Linked DNA regions of Homo sapiens: region 1 is linked to region 2. The links are chromatin loops, found by intact Hi-C in ENCODE. Cell type or tissue: sigmoid colon. All regions are shown on one strand.

Region 1 (8,000 bases), 250 kb after region 2:
TCTCAGCAGAAACCCTACAAGCTTAGAAGGGATTGGGGTCTGACTTTTAGCCTCCTTAAACAAAATAATTATCCACCAAGAATTTTGTATCCAACAAAACTAAGCTTCATAAATGAAGGAAAGATACAGACTTTTCCAGACAAACAAATGCTGAGAGAATTCGCCACTACCAAGCCAGCACTATAGGAACTGCTAAAATGAGCTCTAAATCTTAAAACAAATCCTCAAAATCTTAAAACAAATCCTCAAAATACAACAAAATAGAACCTCCTTAAAGCATAAATCTCACAGGACCTATATTACAATAACACAATGAAAAAAAGGTATTAAGGCAACAAATAGCACAATGAATAGAATAATACTTCACATTTCAATACTAACATTGAATGTAAATAGCCTAAATGCTCCACTTAAAAGATACAGAATGGCAGAATGGATAAGAATTCACCAACCACATTCCTGCTGTCTTCAGGAGACTCACCCAACACATAAAGACTCACATAAATTTAAGGTAAAGGGGTGGAAAAAGATATTCCATGCAAACGGACACCAAAAGTGAGCAGAAGTAGCTATTCTTATATCAGACAAAACAAACTTTAAAGCAACAGCAGTTCAAAAAGACAAACACGGACATTATATAATGATAAAAGGACTAGTCCAACAGGAAAATATCACAATCCTAAATATATATGCACCTAACACTGGAGCTCCCAAATTTATAAAACAATTACTATTAGACCTAAGAAATGAGATAGACAGCAACACAATAATGTCGGGGGTCTTTAATACTCCACTGGCAGCACTAGACAGGTCATCAAGACAGAAGGTCAACAAAGAAACAATGGTACTGTGTGTGGTATTGGCATAATGATAGACAAATAGATAAACTGAATAGAACAGAAAGTTCAAAACTGGAGCAAGATATATTCAGTCAGTTAATTTTCAATCAAGTTGCCAGGTCAGTTTGAAGGGGAAAGAATTATCTTTTGAACAAATTGTGCTGAAACTGCTGAATATTCACAAAGATAAAAAGATCTTCGATCCTTACCTCACTCTCCACATGAAAATCAATTTGAGATTTGACGAAAACCTAAATATAGAAGCTAGAAATATAAAGCCTCTAAAAGAAAGCACAGAAAAACATCTTTCCAACTTTAGGGCAGCAAAGATTCCCTAGGACACAAAAAGGAATAATCTTAAGATTGAAAAATTGGTAAATGAGAGTACATAAAAGTTAAAAATTTCTTCTCATCAAAGACAATATTGATAAAGTGAATAGGCAAGCCACCAGCTGGGAAATAATATTCTCCACATATCTGAAAAAGAAATTGTATCCAGAATATATAAACTCTTGAAAGTTTATAGCAAAAAGACAAACACAACTCAATTTTAAAGCATGTTTTATAATTTTTTAAAGGGAATATCCAATAAGTATATAAAAAGCAAGTTTAAAAGGGGTTCAACACTATTGGCCGTCCGGAAAAAACACATATATATATGATATGATTTCCCTCCTACTAGAATGGCTAAAATAAAACATATTGGCAATTTCAACTTTTGGCAAAGATATGAAGCAACTGAAACTCATATATCTCTGATTGACATGTAAAATGCACAAGTCTGGATATTCATATAAAACTAACATACATCTATCCTCTGTCCCAGATATTACATGTCTAGGTATTTACCCCAGAAAAATGAAAACGTATGTCACAAAAAAATAGAAAATATTTGTCAATTGTATATGGATGTTTATAACAGCTTTATTTGTAAGAGCCTAAAATTTGAAACAACTCAAATGTTCATCAACAGGAGAATGGATAAACTGGTATATTTATAAAACAGAAAACTACTCAGCCAAAGAAAGGAATAAACCAGTGATACATATAAAAATACGGATCAATCTTAATAACATTGTGTCATACAAAAATAAAATCTAGACAAAAAGAATGTGTTTATTGGATTCCTTTCATATGAAGTCTAGGAACAAGCAAAAGAAATCAATGATGATAAAACTACATTAAAATCTAACATTGGATAATAAACAAAACGTGATAAATCTACTTTATAGAATATATTTAAGCCATTAAAATTATATGTATGAAGATTATATAACAAGCTGAGGACATATTTATACTGTAATCTTTTACATTCCTATAAATATATACATATATGTTCCCAACACAAAGAAACGACAAATGTTTAAGGTCATGGATATTCCAATTACCCTGATTTGATCACTACACTCACATTGTATGCATGTATCAAAATATCACAAGTACCCCAGAAAGACATACAATCATTATGTACCAATTTTTTTAATTAATTTAAAAATACACACAAAAAAATAATAGAAGGAGATAAACCATAATGATAAATTGTTCTTGTGTTGGTTTTGTAGAGTTATTTCTTTCTCTTTTCAGTTTGGTCATTTAAATTTTAATATTTTTCTTTTTTAAAATATCCATTTTTTTCAGTTTTTCTTTTTCTTGATATTTTTGTAATATTATATTTTTCTATTCAAGAATAAGGTATTTCTGATTATTCATGCATCATTTATGCCCTTCGGTCATTTTCTCCTTTGTTTAAATTGGTTTTTTACTGCACAAGAAATCTATGACTCACTTTTCATTATTTTTCTTATGCAGTCCTTTCTCAGTATCCAAAGGGAATTGGTTCTAGGATGCTCATCAATACCAAAATTTACACCCATCAATACCAAAATTTACTCTTATATAAAAGGTCATAGTATTTGCGTATAACCTACACACATCCTCCCATATACTTTAAGTAATCTCTAGATTACTTACATACATAATACAATGTTAATACTATGTAAGTAGTTATTTCATAATTATTTTAATTGTATTATTTTTCAAAATGTATTTTTAATTTTTTTTCCAACTATTTCAATCTAAGTTGGTTGAATCCACGGATGTAGAATCTACAGACATGCAGGGCCCAACTGCATATAAAAGGAACTCTGTTTTACCCCATGGTTCTTAATTTCTAGAAAATAAATTTTTAAACTGGGTTTTAATTTATGAATATAATAAATGGAATAGGTCTTTCCAGTGACTCAATACTCATGCCTACAGATCGAGTCATCATATGTAACAAAATGTTATATTATTAGTGGAAAAAATTAAATAGATTTACTTTGAAAACATCTGAAAACATCAGCAGTGTTATTCTCTGGGCAGTGAGATAAGGCTAACTTCCTTTGCCTTGCCTGCTTTTTCCCACAGTGAACATGTATCATTTTATGGTAAATATAAATGGCAAAATTAAATCCTCATTTCAGGCTGAAGCCCTCCCAAAGCCCTGGGCCAACCCTGATCCCCACCAGGGTCAGGGAAACACAGAGCTCCCTAGGCCTGAAGCTTCTCCATTGCCCACTGCATCTCCCTCCTGATAGTCTCTGACTTAATGCTCTACTTCTGGTCACCAAGGCTTCAACTTCCTCTTCCTGGGCTACTCCCTGGACCTTAATAACCTGAAGCTCTGGAGCTTCCTCTTCTGGCTCTCAGCCTTGCTCCTGCCAGACCCACTGTCCACATAGCCATGGTGGGGGATCACTTTGTGCAGGTAGTGCACAAAGTCCAGTAAGTACAGGAAGAAAGGACCCTCAGACTGGCTCTCCCACTTGGTGTCTGGGCTCCTTGGTGTCACGCAGGCAGCTAGACCAATAGCTCCACCTACCTTCCCTCCCCTAAGCCCCAGCACCAAGAGCTTGCTGAGCCATCACAGCTCCTGTTCCTGCCAGACCTTTATTAACCATGACAAGGGTTTGGAAAGCCTGCGAAACATCATAATCTCTCCTGTCTCCCTGTAGAAGCAAATAGAGTTAAAAGAGGCTGTGAGGGTGGAGTGGTGGCAGATGCATCCCTGGAGAGCCCGGCTCCAGCCAGCCTTTCTCCTTGATTGTGTCTCCCCCTCTCGGCTCAGATCTTCTCGCAGGAGTCTGGCCAAACCTGCTGAAGAGGAGCTAAAGAGGTGACTGCAAATTGAAATGAACATGCTGCTGAAAAGAATTCAGAGCAGTGACAAATCGCTTTATGGGGCCCCAGCGTATTGCAGACAGCTGAGGACTCTCTCCCCACGCACCAGAGTATAAATTCGAGGTATGTGTTCCTCACCCCTCCCTCCTCCTAACCCCAGGAGTACTTCAAAACAGGGAGAATGACCAAGCCCAAAGAGGAGGGGGAAGGAATCACTCAAATTAGAGGGAATCTTATTAAAATATGGCTCTTCACTAGCTATTCAATCACTAATTTACTTTTCCTCCTCACTTTAATTTTGATGCTGGTGTCTTGCTTAATCAACTCTGTCACCAGGGCCCCACGGTGCCAAAGAAGGACTCACCAGGAGTTTCCTTCTCCAGGTTCCAGCCAGTTTGACAGGTAGGCTCTCCATGGCCAGCTGCATGGGTAATGGCCTGAGCCCATCTCGGTCCCTTGAGGATACACTGAGACACACTGTAATTCTCTAACCACTGGCCAAGGGGCCCAGCTAGCAAGACAGCCAGAAAGTCTAGATTATTGCTTTCCTTCTCTGACAGCATAATAAATTCCCTTCTCTCTACATTCTTACACGTATAGGAAGTTCATCAGGAAGACTCTGGCAGGTGGGAGAGATGGATCACCAGTGTTGTTTCTGGATATGCCACCTGGGAAATCATTTGTCCACTCACTCATTCAGTCATACAGGGACTATTTGCTTGTAACTGGCCTGCGTTAGACCAGGAGGGGAGGAAGTTCAAAAGAAGTATAAATTATGGGTCCTACACTTGAGACATTTATGGTTTTAGTTGAAAAGGTGTGATATTCTCTTATAAAAACAAGTCAAGATTTGGTGTTCCGAAGAAAATCTCTAGGTGAGGGAAGCCCATTTTCTTAGATGTTATTGGCCATGTTTCCCCTCCTCATTTCTGGGACCATCTGGCATATCTGAAAGGTGCACTGAGGAACCACAGTGGAGCCACCAGCGAGTGGAGCTTTGGGAGAAGACAAAAGGTCCAAGTCTCTTCCTCTGCCTGGCTTTCTCCATCCCCTCTCCTGAAATGAAGGGATAAGGGAGCAGCAGAAAATGTACTAGGGAAGAGAAGCTCCCATTTCACCTCCTCCCCACTCCACCCCACAGAGGAGGAAGATTGATCCATGCTGGTTGGATTGATTGTTTTGCCTGGGCCAAACTGGGACATGGAGCCACACTGCCCTAACAGTGGGCTGGGGTCTGCCTCCTGGTCTACACTGCATTGGGGATGCTTTGACAGGGTGCTTCATATTCCTCTTTCACTTCAGCTTATGTGGCAGAATAGTGCTCTGCCCCAAGACCCACTCCCCTTGAGCAAGCCCAATCATCTTGTCCTCTTCTCTCTCTTCCTTCCACATAGGAAAGAAAGAAGATTTCATGACCTGAGGTTGATTTTTTGTATAAATAATGGCTGGTGTGGGGATGGAGAGAAACACATAAGCCACAAGTGTGACTGCTTCCTCCAGGCTAACTTACAAAAGCCCTCTGATTTGGGGCCGGGGGTCCACCCTCAGTAGCAATAAAGTGACATTTTGTTTTCCTTTTCCAATTTTCATCTTATACTTCTTTCTCTAGGAGATTCATGAGGACGAGTGCTGTAATCGTGGGCAGGATCTCAGTATTCCAGGGTCTTCTGTCCAAAGGCCACCCAGGAGTTCCTGATACCTTCTGCAAATGGAAAGCCTAGGAGACCAGGCTAGGACCAAATGACTCATCCAGTGTGCCTCCTGCTGTGGGCCTGTCCTGACAGTATTTTCAGGGCTCTACCCTAACAGAACTTCCTTGCCATGTGCTCAGTATCTGAGACAACCTTTTCTAGATTACCCAATTTATCTCATCTCTTATTTTTATTCATCTATTTTTAACCTACCTTGGCAATCAACATTGATGCCCTCTAGTTAAAACACACACACACACACACATACACACACACACACACATACACACACACACACACACACAACCCTAATGCCTTTCGGTAGCACTTAGAATAAAATCTGATCTCACCATAGCCTATATGGTAGATTAATTGTATTGTTGATCTCAACATCTGTTGCTCCTCTCTATGGGAAACATACATTCAGACACCAATGACATCACACTTGGCTGTATAATTTGCTTTGGCCAATGGCATTGGCACATCCACTTCCATGCAGACACTTTAAGGCCATTATGTGGTTCTCCACTTTCTCTTTTCCCTCTTCCAGAACACCAGAAATGTCTCAGATAGGAGCTATTCCATTCACTTGAGTCCTATAGTGGAGAAAGTGTGTAACTGACTCACAATGGACCTGCAGCATGACTGATAAGTAAATGTGTTCATTGTATGCTACTGAAATTCGAGGGTCATTTGTCATCATGTGCTTTAGCCTAATCTGAATTATAATTTTCTGCAATGTGATCTAACCCCTGACCACTTCTCCAATCTCATAGCCTACTTTCCATCCCCTCACCTGCTCCACACCACACACTCTGACCTGTCTCTGAACACACCAAGCTTGTTCTCACCTCAAAGCCTTTGCACATGCTGCTCCCTCTGCCTGGAATGCTTTTCCCTGACATTTTCACCTGGCTGGTTCTTTTCATTTTTCAGATCTTGGTTCAAATGTTACCTTCTTAAGAAAGGTCTTTTCTGAACCCATATCTAAGGTAATCTCCCACTCACTTTCTCTCACGTTTTCCTGTTTTATTTTGCTTTTGTTCCTGGGTTTGTTTTCCCTTATTGGAAAGACACTTTATGAGAGTAGAGACCTTGTTCATCATATTTAATGCTCTATCTCTGACACTAGAAAGTCACCTGATACATAGAGAATAAATGTGTGTTTGCTAAATGAATCTCTCTCCTAAATTTTAAATGCATTCAACCTCCAACTGGATACATTTTCCTAGAAGTTCTCACACTCAACAAATCTGAAGCAGAATTGATAATTCTGTCCTCTCGTCCCTTAACCCCACCTCCTCCTCACCCTGTGCTCCCTGATGGACACTGCCCAAATCGGAAACCCCAGGAAATGTTCCCTTCCCCTCTCCCTGACCTCCCCCACCCTCAATCAGTCACCAGGCTGATTGTCTCTTTAAATCTCTCTCCAATCTGCTTCGTCTCCATTACCATGCACCTGCCCTCACTCAGACCCTCATCATCCCTTGCCTGGATTATCACAATCTTTGCAGAACAGGGTTCCTTGTTTCCAATTTTCTCCTCTCCCATCTGTGCAGCACACTGCCACCAGAATTATCTTTCTAAAATCTAATCATGTCACTCCCCTGTTTAGAAGGATTTCAAAGGAGCTGCAGGATAAAACTTAACTCCTTGGAGGCTGGGCCATACTTTTGCTTTTTTTGCTCCTGCCAGCCCTGACTCCCAGCATGTCTCCCACCCCTGTTTGCCCCTTGCCCCATCCAGCCATTCTGAAGCAGAGCAGCAGGTCCAACACGGGTTGGCACTCATTGTTACCTCTCCCTGTGATGCCCTGCTCCCTGCTAACACCCTGCCCTAACCATGCACGCACGCACACACATACATACATACATACACACACACACACACACACACTCCCATGGCACCCACCTACTGAGAGCTTTCTCTGCTACAAAATCTGGATCATCCCAGTCTTCATCACTCCCTCTGTGTAGCCTCTCCTGATCCTCCCTTTCCTCCTCCTATAAAAATCAGAATGCTGTAATTATGATTGCCATCCTTCTTTCACCTTCAACACTTTGTGCAAACCTCTTATCACGTGGTTTGGGTACAGGTTTGTCTCCTCCACAAGTCTGTGTGTTCCTTCAGTGCTCACACAACCTTTCCTGATGGAGCCCTGAGCATGTCACAGAATGCTTGATAGATAGTATGTGCTTGATAAATCTTGCTCCAGTAAATGGATGGATAAAATAGATGGTATTAGGCATAAGGAGCGTAATCAATGGGCTAATTACATTAGAAGCTAGAGCACAGGTTTGCATGATAT
Region 2 (8,000 bases):
ATGATTTCCTATCCCAGACCCAGGGCACGCTTTTGGTTATGCTTGTTCACAGAGGTCAGGGGAGACCCTGATTAAATAAAGAACACAGATAACCTTGACCTCATTTCATCAGATAGTTGGAAGTGTTCCCTGTCTTTTCTTAACTTTTCCAGGTGCTGGGGCAATAAAACTTACTTGCTGGGGTTTTCCTCTTTTCCTTCCTATGCAATTCAAGAGCAGAGCAAAAGCTCTCAGAATAGCTGAAGAGAGGAGAGAAAGAGACAGGGAACTGGTTGGAAAGTTCTGGGGCTGTGCTGTGTGGCCAAAGCCCTATTGATAGGGAGGGGTTCTTTAGGCCTGGGGATCACAGGGCATCACCCAGTGGAGTCAGTGGTCAGGTTAGGAATAAGACTGTGAGATCCCATCACAAGTTCTCTTCAGTTCTGACTCCTTTTCCAGCACTTACATATATGGTAACTGAGGGCTGAAGTATTCAGCAATCACAGGGACACATCTGGAAACCTTTAAAGTTGAATTTTAAAATTGAACTTTGCATTAACGTGAATGTTGTCTGTCCCAGGAAAAGCAAACCCAAAAGATGAGTTGGCCATGGTGGTCGTGCCTATAAGGACAGATGCTGGGTGTTAGGTTTGGATGGTCTAGGACTGTGTTGAGTGTTTTACATGTATTATGTCATTTAATCTGCATAGCTTTCAGAGGCTTGAGAATGTTGAGTGCGCCTGACCAAGCTCTTAAGTGGCAGAGTTAAGATCTAAGCATCAGCTCTCAGACTGCACAGCCCAGGTCCCAGCAGCAGCAGGTCCCAGGTCCCCTGTGACCCACAGACTCCTGACTAACATTCAGTTATTAAAAGCCTCCACCTATCTGCTGCCCCTCCCTGTGGGCTGCTACACTTTTAGATCCTTCTCCCAGGTTCTCCATCTACTGAGCTTGTCTGTCATAGGCAATGGCATTTTGGTATTGGGGGTTGTCTGTTGCTGTAGCAGAGGCCTGAATGGACAGAAATAGGGTGGCTGAGACTCCCGGCCTTCCCCCAGGCCACCCCCCCTGAGAATGGGCCCAAATTAGCCTGGAATTAGCCTCCTCCTACCCCATCTCCACCCCAGGGCCAGCAATTATTTCTGAGCTCACTGAACCCCTAGTCTAAATATAGCTCTAATAGCCATTTCTCATTTTGGAATGGGGAATCTATTCTGAGCCTTAGTCGGATATAGATCAGACTCCCCAGATGCGCAAAATGTGAAATGGATGCATTATCCGTACCACCACCACCACTCACCCCTTGAAAACGAACTTCCTAATGGAAAGCAACTGGCCTACTACTACAGTCCGGTGGGGTCAGCTCCTGGCAGATGGAAGCGGGAAGCTCTGCATTACGTCTGCAGCCTAGAAAGCATGAAGGCTGGCACAGCGCCGCTGGGTCCCCTGACTGTCCTCCCAGTCCCACACAGAGAAAGGCAAGAAGGGACGTTGCTGAGCACTGACAACAGGATTTAATCGTCACCTAATACTGCTCCCTTTATGCATAGGAGGAAACCGAGGCTCAAAGACACATTTTTGATAAGTGGCTGAGCCAGGAGTTGAATCTAGGACTTCAGAAGCCTGTGCTCTCTCCATTCTCTCAGAAAGGATGTGCACACAACCCTTTACTCACCCTCACAATTGTTTATGTTAATGATAGATAGAAATGGCCACAGTAAACTCTAGTGGTTTCATAATTCATCATTAGAAGTTGCGACAATTTCCTTTCTTAGAATTCAAAGTATATTTCAGATTGATATCACTGTACTTTTTTGAGATCACAAGAGCTAGGGAAAGGGCAGAGCTGAGGGTCCCTATCATACAGATAGATGAAGTAACCAAGATGAGAATAAAATTGAGGGAGATCCTGGAGTGACACTCCTGGAGATTTTTCCAGCCTTAAGATAGTTAGTTATGATGGAATCTTCTGGCTTGAAAGGACAATAGAGATCAATTTATGTTGAACACTGAAAGCTAGACAGATGAAGACAATTGCTAAGGGCTTGCAGAAGTAAGGAACGGGTCTAGGATTACAGCCCAGGTCCTAGGACCCCCAGCCCAGTGATGTCCCAGCACACCATGACTCCTCCACATGGAAACTAAACTGATGCACACATAGTGCGTGATAGCGTCTGCACATATGGGGGCTGTAGGCAGAGGTGCCCTGGTCCTTGCCCAGTAATTTCTGTGGAGAGATGGAGTCTTCTCCATGTTGGGTGGAATTGGTGTGGGTTTTCTGCAGGAAGCTTCTGGGCGGACAGGTGACATCACTGAATAAGGCATTGCCAAACAATGACTTTCCCACCCAATATGGGATAGTTAATTTTATAAGGAGAAAACTCCCCCATGGCCCAGGGCTCACTTCTAGGGTGCTACTGGTCAGAAGGTGAACCAAGAGGGAGAGACCAAGCAGACAAGAGCCCTTTCCATAGTTCCAGAATATTAGAAATCTTGTGGGTATAAAGAAAAGTTGGGCTGGGCATGGTGGCTCATGACTGTAATCCCAGCACTGTGGAAGGTCAAGACAGTCAGATCCCTTGAGGTCAGGAGTTCAAGATCAGCTTGGCCAACATGGTGAACTCCTATCTCTACAAAAAAGAAGTACAAAAAAGAAATTAGCTTGGCATGGTGGTGTGTGTCTGTAGTCTCAGCTACTCAGGAGGCTGAGGTGGGATAATTGCTTGAACTTAGGAGGCAGAAGTTGCAGTGAGCTGAGATCGCGCCACTGCACTCCAGCCTGGGTGACAGAGTGAGACTCTATCTCAAAAAAAAAAAAAAAAAAAAAGAAAAAAGAAAAATTCAAGCTGTCACCCTAAAATAAATTTTGAGCTGCACAGTTAATTTAGTTTAAAAGACTAAAGGTTAAAGCATCTTTAAAATATTATTTTAATTTCCCAAGTCAATAATACCCTGTCTGTGAAAAATTCAAACTCTCCAAAGTTAACCACTGTTAGCAAATATGTAACTCTCTCTCTAGAAGTTATTCTTTGCACGAGGTTTGCATATATATGTATACACAGCTGCACAGTTGTCTTTTGAAAACAAACATTGAGTCTTAATATACCCTTTTTATAAAATTTGTTTTTTTAACTCAAATATGAATCATAGACATTCATCCATCTTAGTACATACAGACTATTATCTTAGAGTGTAGATGTGCCACGATTTTTTTAGCCAGCCCCCTGTGGATGGATATTTAGGTTGTTTCCAAACAGACATTACTACATACAAAGCCACAGTGAATATCCACAGCCAACCACCGGTGTCTAGGTGCTGGTATTTCTGCAGGAAAGATTCCAAGAGGAAGACTTTCTGGGTCATTTTAGGTTTTAGTAATAACTGCCAAATTACTCCTCAAAATGGTTGTGCTAATCTAAACACTCACCGACAGTGCATAAGGCATAAAACCCTTTTAGAGGCCAGGCATGGTGACTCACGCCTATAATCCCAGCACTTTGGGAGGCTGAGGCAGGTGGATCACGAGGTCAGAAGATTGAGACCATCCTGGTGAAACCCTGTCTCTATTAAAAATACAAAAATTAGCTGGGTGTGGTGGCGTGCACCTGTAGTCCCAGCTACTCAGTAGGCTGAGGCAGGAGAATCGCTTGAACCCAGGAGGCAGAGGCTGCAGTGAGCCACAATCACACCACTGCACTCCAGCCTGGGCAACAGAGTGAGACTCCATCTCAAAAAAAAAAAAAAAAAAAAAAAAAAAAAACTTTTAGAATGCTGTCATTTTAACAATTGTCCTTTCATATTTGAAGAATTACTGGAAGATGCCCTCAAAGCTGTATCTCTTACTGAAGAAGATACATTTTGCCTGTGTCCAGGATGACCCAGACACCAGAGGGCCCTCTTTGTCTTTCCCCAGCAGCAGGCTTGGCCCTGATCCTGCAATGGAAGCTCATATAAGTTCAGTAGAGTTAGGTGGGTACCTTGAGACAGGAGATAGGGTGAAACGAAGATGATTTAGAATTCCTTGGGTCATCTGTCGTCTCTGCCTCCTTTCTAAGCCAGCAGCACCTGGTCTTCTGAGAGTGGGGCCCTATGTTGATAAACCTAGAAGGTTCTCCTTCAGGAATATCAGTTTCCAATCATTTGAGCACCATAACTTTTCCCAGAGTCAAATCCCTTTTTGAAAAAAGATGTTTGTTTCCTAGCCAGAGAAGCCTCATACCCAGCCTTGGTTGCCTGCGAGGAAAGATGTGTTTATTTGCACACAGTCTCCTGTGGTCCAGAACACTTCTGCCCCCCATAGGTGTGTGCAAATGCTACTCCTGTGCTGAGACATGCACATCTGGGCACACCCCCTTGGGCTGCTGTGCACTCATTCACAAAATGTATCATTTACACACACTGTTTTTTTGTGGTTTGAACAGCCAGAGCATTGCTGGGAACGCTGGTCAGCAGAGCCCTTGCTAGAAGGAAGTCAGAGAGAAGGGTCAGGTGCTAGATGGAGAAGGGAGTGCCTGCCCAGCCTGCCCTGCCACTTCCCACAAGGAGCCAGTGCCAGCCAGCTAGGGAGCCTCAGCATATGCCTGGGGACTAGCTTGGCTCCGCTGCCTGGGCCAGGAGTTAGGTGTCACCGTGCCAGCCCCTCCCCGCCTTCTTCTTGGCTGCAGAAACAAAGGCTCCCATTGAGCAGGCTGTGCTTGGGAAACACACAACAGTAGGTTCCCGGTCCCAGTTCAGAAGGGGCCATAGTCTTTGTCTGTGTCATTTGCTAAAAGATAAGCCAACCGATACTTTTCTCCAAATTTTAAGGTCAGTTAAATTAAACATTTTGTGGGGGTTGGTGACTTGTATGTGTGTGATGTGTGTTTAATTCTAGGAGTACAGCTGATGAAGAACTTGCTTGACAAGTTTTTAACTTATGTATTATTTTGAAGCAGTGTTTACGTAGCAGTAACATGAAAGTTTCTAATAAAATACCCAATGTACACAGAGTCAAAAAAAAAAAAAAAAAGGCTGGAACAGGAGCAGCACTTTGATCCCCAGGACAACAGCCCCTTCCCACCTGCTGGGCTTGGGGATGGGGAGGGAAACTTTCATTTTTCTCCAGGATGTGGGGCCCTGAGGCTCTGCCCCTGCTTCAGCCCTGACCTTAAGATGGGGTCAAGAATGAGCATTTTGGCCAGGAGTCAGTATCTAGGGACTGGGTATCAAATGAGGAGTGTTGGTAGCCATGTAGCCTTGGACAAATCCCTGCAGCAACTGAGCTTCATCTGAAAAATAAGAGGATTGGCAGCTAGAATGTTTCCAAGGTCCCTCTCAGCTTGTTAACTGTGTGAATGCCAGAACACTCCTCTCATCCCCCATTCCTTTGGGCCTCCATGTTGGAGGGGTTGCTCTGGCTGCAGTCTCCTCTGTCAAATGCATAGGATCTGCCTAGCTAGAGAATCTCACACATTGCAACCCCGCAGCCCTGGAAGTCAGGAAGTCGGGCCTCCTGAGCCTGTGTGTGAATGTGAGCATGAGAGCTCAGAGAAAGGAGAGGATTTAACCTTTACACTAAGAGATTAATCTGTGGCAATAATCCAGAAATGATAGGTTTTAGAGTAGAGCCAAGGTTGCCAAATAAATGATCTCCAGGGGATTCTTGGAACACGTACAAGTGTAATAGGAACCACATTCATTCATTCACTTATTTATTTATGCGTGCATGCAAGCATTCATTCACTTTTCTCATTTACTGCGCATGAGCTGAGTACTAGGTATAGTGGAGTGAAGAGAGATGACTTCGCACCACCCATCACAGGGGCATTTTATCGGAGGCAGAGGCTGGAACAACAGAGTTGCCATTAGCATAACACTAATACATTCATATGTGTCATCCCAATTATTCTTCAAAACAACCCATCAGGGTACTTAGATGAGGAAAAAGAGGCTTGATGAAGTTAAATAAGTTGTCCAAGTCACACAGTGGTGGCAGATCCAGGATCCAAACCCAGGTCTGTTTTTCTCTCAGATCTCTGCTTCTCACTTGTCCCTGAGATAAAACTATTTCAAACTCTATTTTTCTCCCTAACCACATTTGAAGGAGTAAGAAAACCTCCTGGAGGAGGAGGCTGTGCTGAGACCAATTGTCATTCTCTCTTCAGGGCTGCTACTTGGTGATCTGCCCGTAGGTGGGGCTCCTCAGCCCCTGAACTCAGCCACACCTTCCTGGCAGTATAGTAAGTAGCCTGCAATGCTGTGAAGTTTTCAACACAGGACCTGTGTTCAGCAGAGGGACCAGAGGTTTCTCAATCCCCTGTACTATGTTCCGGGAGCCAGTGGTGTCTGGCAGGCCCGAGGGCAGGCTCCAGCCCCCAACTTCATTTCAATTTCCACCTTTGCCACCGCCCTGCTGCGTGACCTTGGGCAAGCTGCTCAGCCCCTCTGGGCTATGGCTTTTCCATCTGTGCATCAGGGAAGGGGATCGCTCTCCCGCTTGGCAAGGGGTCTGGCTAATAACGATCACGTGCCATTTTAGCGCAGCCCACACTGGGAAGCCTGAGGATGGGGTGATTTCTCGACGCTCTGCAGAAAGCACGCTGAGAGCTCCTTGCCCAGCTTCCCAGCTACTGCCGTTTGCTAATGAGGACCAACATATGTTGATGATTCCGGCGTCGGCACTCGCTCCTTGGCTGTCCGAGTTCCCAGAGCAAACTGGCTTCCTATTAGGCATTTATTCTTATTAATAGCAACAAATTGCAGCCCTCCACAACATCTGCTACTTTTCATTTACAAGAAGCTTCCCAAATCATTTGTATTGGTAGTATTTTGTGACCAATTCTTTAAGGCAGAGCAGGACTGGATCCCCCTAATCTGAAAATGAATCCAGTGAGGCATGAAAAATGGGAATATTTTGTTCAAGGTCACCCAGACACACAGATTAGATTACAGCTTGGAACCTCAGCTCCCCAAGCCTCATGCCCTGGGGCGGTTGCCTTTGCTATTCTAAATATCATCAACCTTGACCCCAGAGGTCCTGCCTAGAGGCAGGTAGGGACAGTGGTGGTAGCCAAGGCTGCTGCCCTTGACCCTGTGCCTCTGTCTGCCGTCAAGTGAGGCCCAGCTGGATTAGCCCCATGGCCCAAGCACCAGCAGGAGGAATTGCAAAGCTCAAGGCAAATCATTCCCAAGGAGTTTTTACTGCTGCCAAGTAGAAAAAAAAAAATCATTTTCTGACACTGGGGTGGCCAGATGGTCAGTACAAGGGGTCTGAAGCACATCTTTGCTTCTGGACAGCTGACCACATCTGGAGGGCTGCATTCTCTTTCCAGAGTCTTCTTTAGTACTTTGCTGAGGGGCTAGACCTTCCTGAGATCTGTAGATCTATGACCATAGAATTAAAAGAGCATGGCCAGCGTGGGAGGTACTGAGAAGGGCCATTTATCACGTTAGATCTGGCTTTCAATAATTTCTGAACTTGTACAAGTTACATACGCCATCAATGTTTGCATGACCTATTTGAAGCACAGGGTGGTAAGAAGCTACCACACTGCAACCTTCCCCCTCCTCCATTTGACTGACCTCTCCCCTCTACCTTTCACGGGACCTTTGCATCCTGGTGTAACTTTCTGTCCAGCACCTGTGTATCAGCTAGCTATTGCCACAATAAAGCTTTGTAACAAACCAGCCCAAAACTCACTTGCATACAATAGACATGAATCCTCACACCCATGGCTCTGCAAAGCAATTGCATGTCAGCTCCCTAAGCTCAACTCAGCTGGGCAGTTCTGCTTCAAGCTGCTGCATCAGCCAGGGTTGTCTCCTGGCTGTGGTTTGGGCTCAGGTCTCTCTCCATGTGGGTTCATTTGGGGCCCAGGCTGAAGAGGAAACAGCTATTTCGGGAAGCTCTTCTCATGGCAATGACAGAAGCACAGAAGGCAAAGATGAGCACATAAGCACTTCGGAAGCATTCATTTGCCTCGTGTTTCCTACCATTCATTGGCCAATCGAGTTCTGAGGCCATGCCCAAAGCCAAGAAGTGG

What was found. Peaks named below come from ENCODE experiments on the same cell type or tissue, not always from the same donor. Only the 100,000 strongest peaks of a DNase experiment are listed, where the experiment ranks them.
Region 1: it touches region 2 in a loop (5-fold over the local background); 26 of 110 quality-filtered maps call a loop at or near these places.

The regions. Positions count from the first base shown.
Region 1 is chr7:132,000,548-132,008,547 of GRCh38, reverse strand. No RefSeq gene overlaps it. Among named protein-coding and RNA genes, the nearest start is that of PLXNA4-AS2, 260 kb to the left of the region's middle. In sigmoid colon, a CTCF peak has its summit at 3,939; no DNase peak of the experiment used is centred here.
Region 2 is chr7:132,248,039-132,256,038 of GRCh38, reverse strand. All of the region lies in intron 4 of PLXNA4 (plexin A4), which reads left to right. Among named protein-coding and RNA genes, the nearest start is that of PLXNA4-AS2, 8.8 kb to the left of the region's middle. RefSeq lists enhancers at 4,058-4,573, 4,574-5,091. In sigmoid colon, a CTCF peak has its summit at 3,860 (motif pointing right); a DNase peak (open chromatin) is centred at 4,578; H3K27ac peaks cover 965 bases.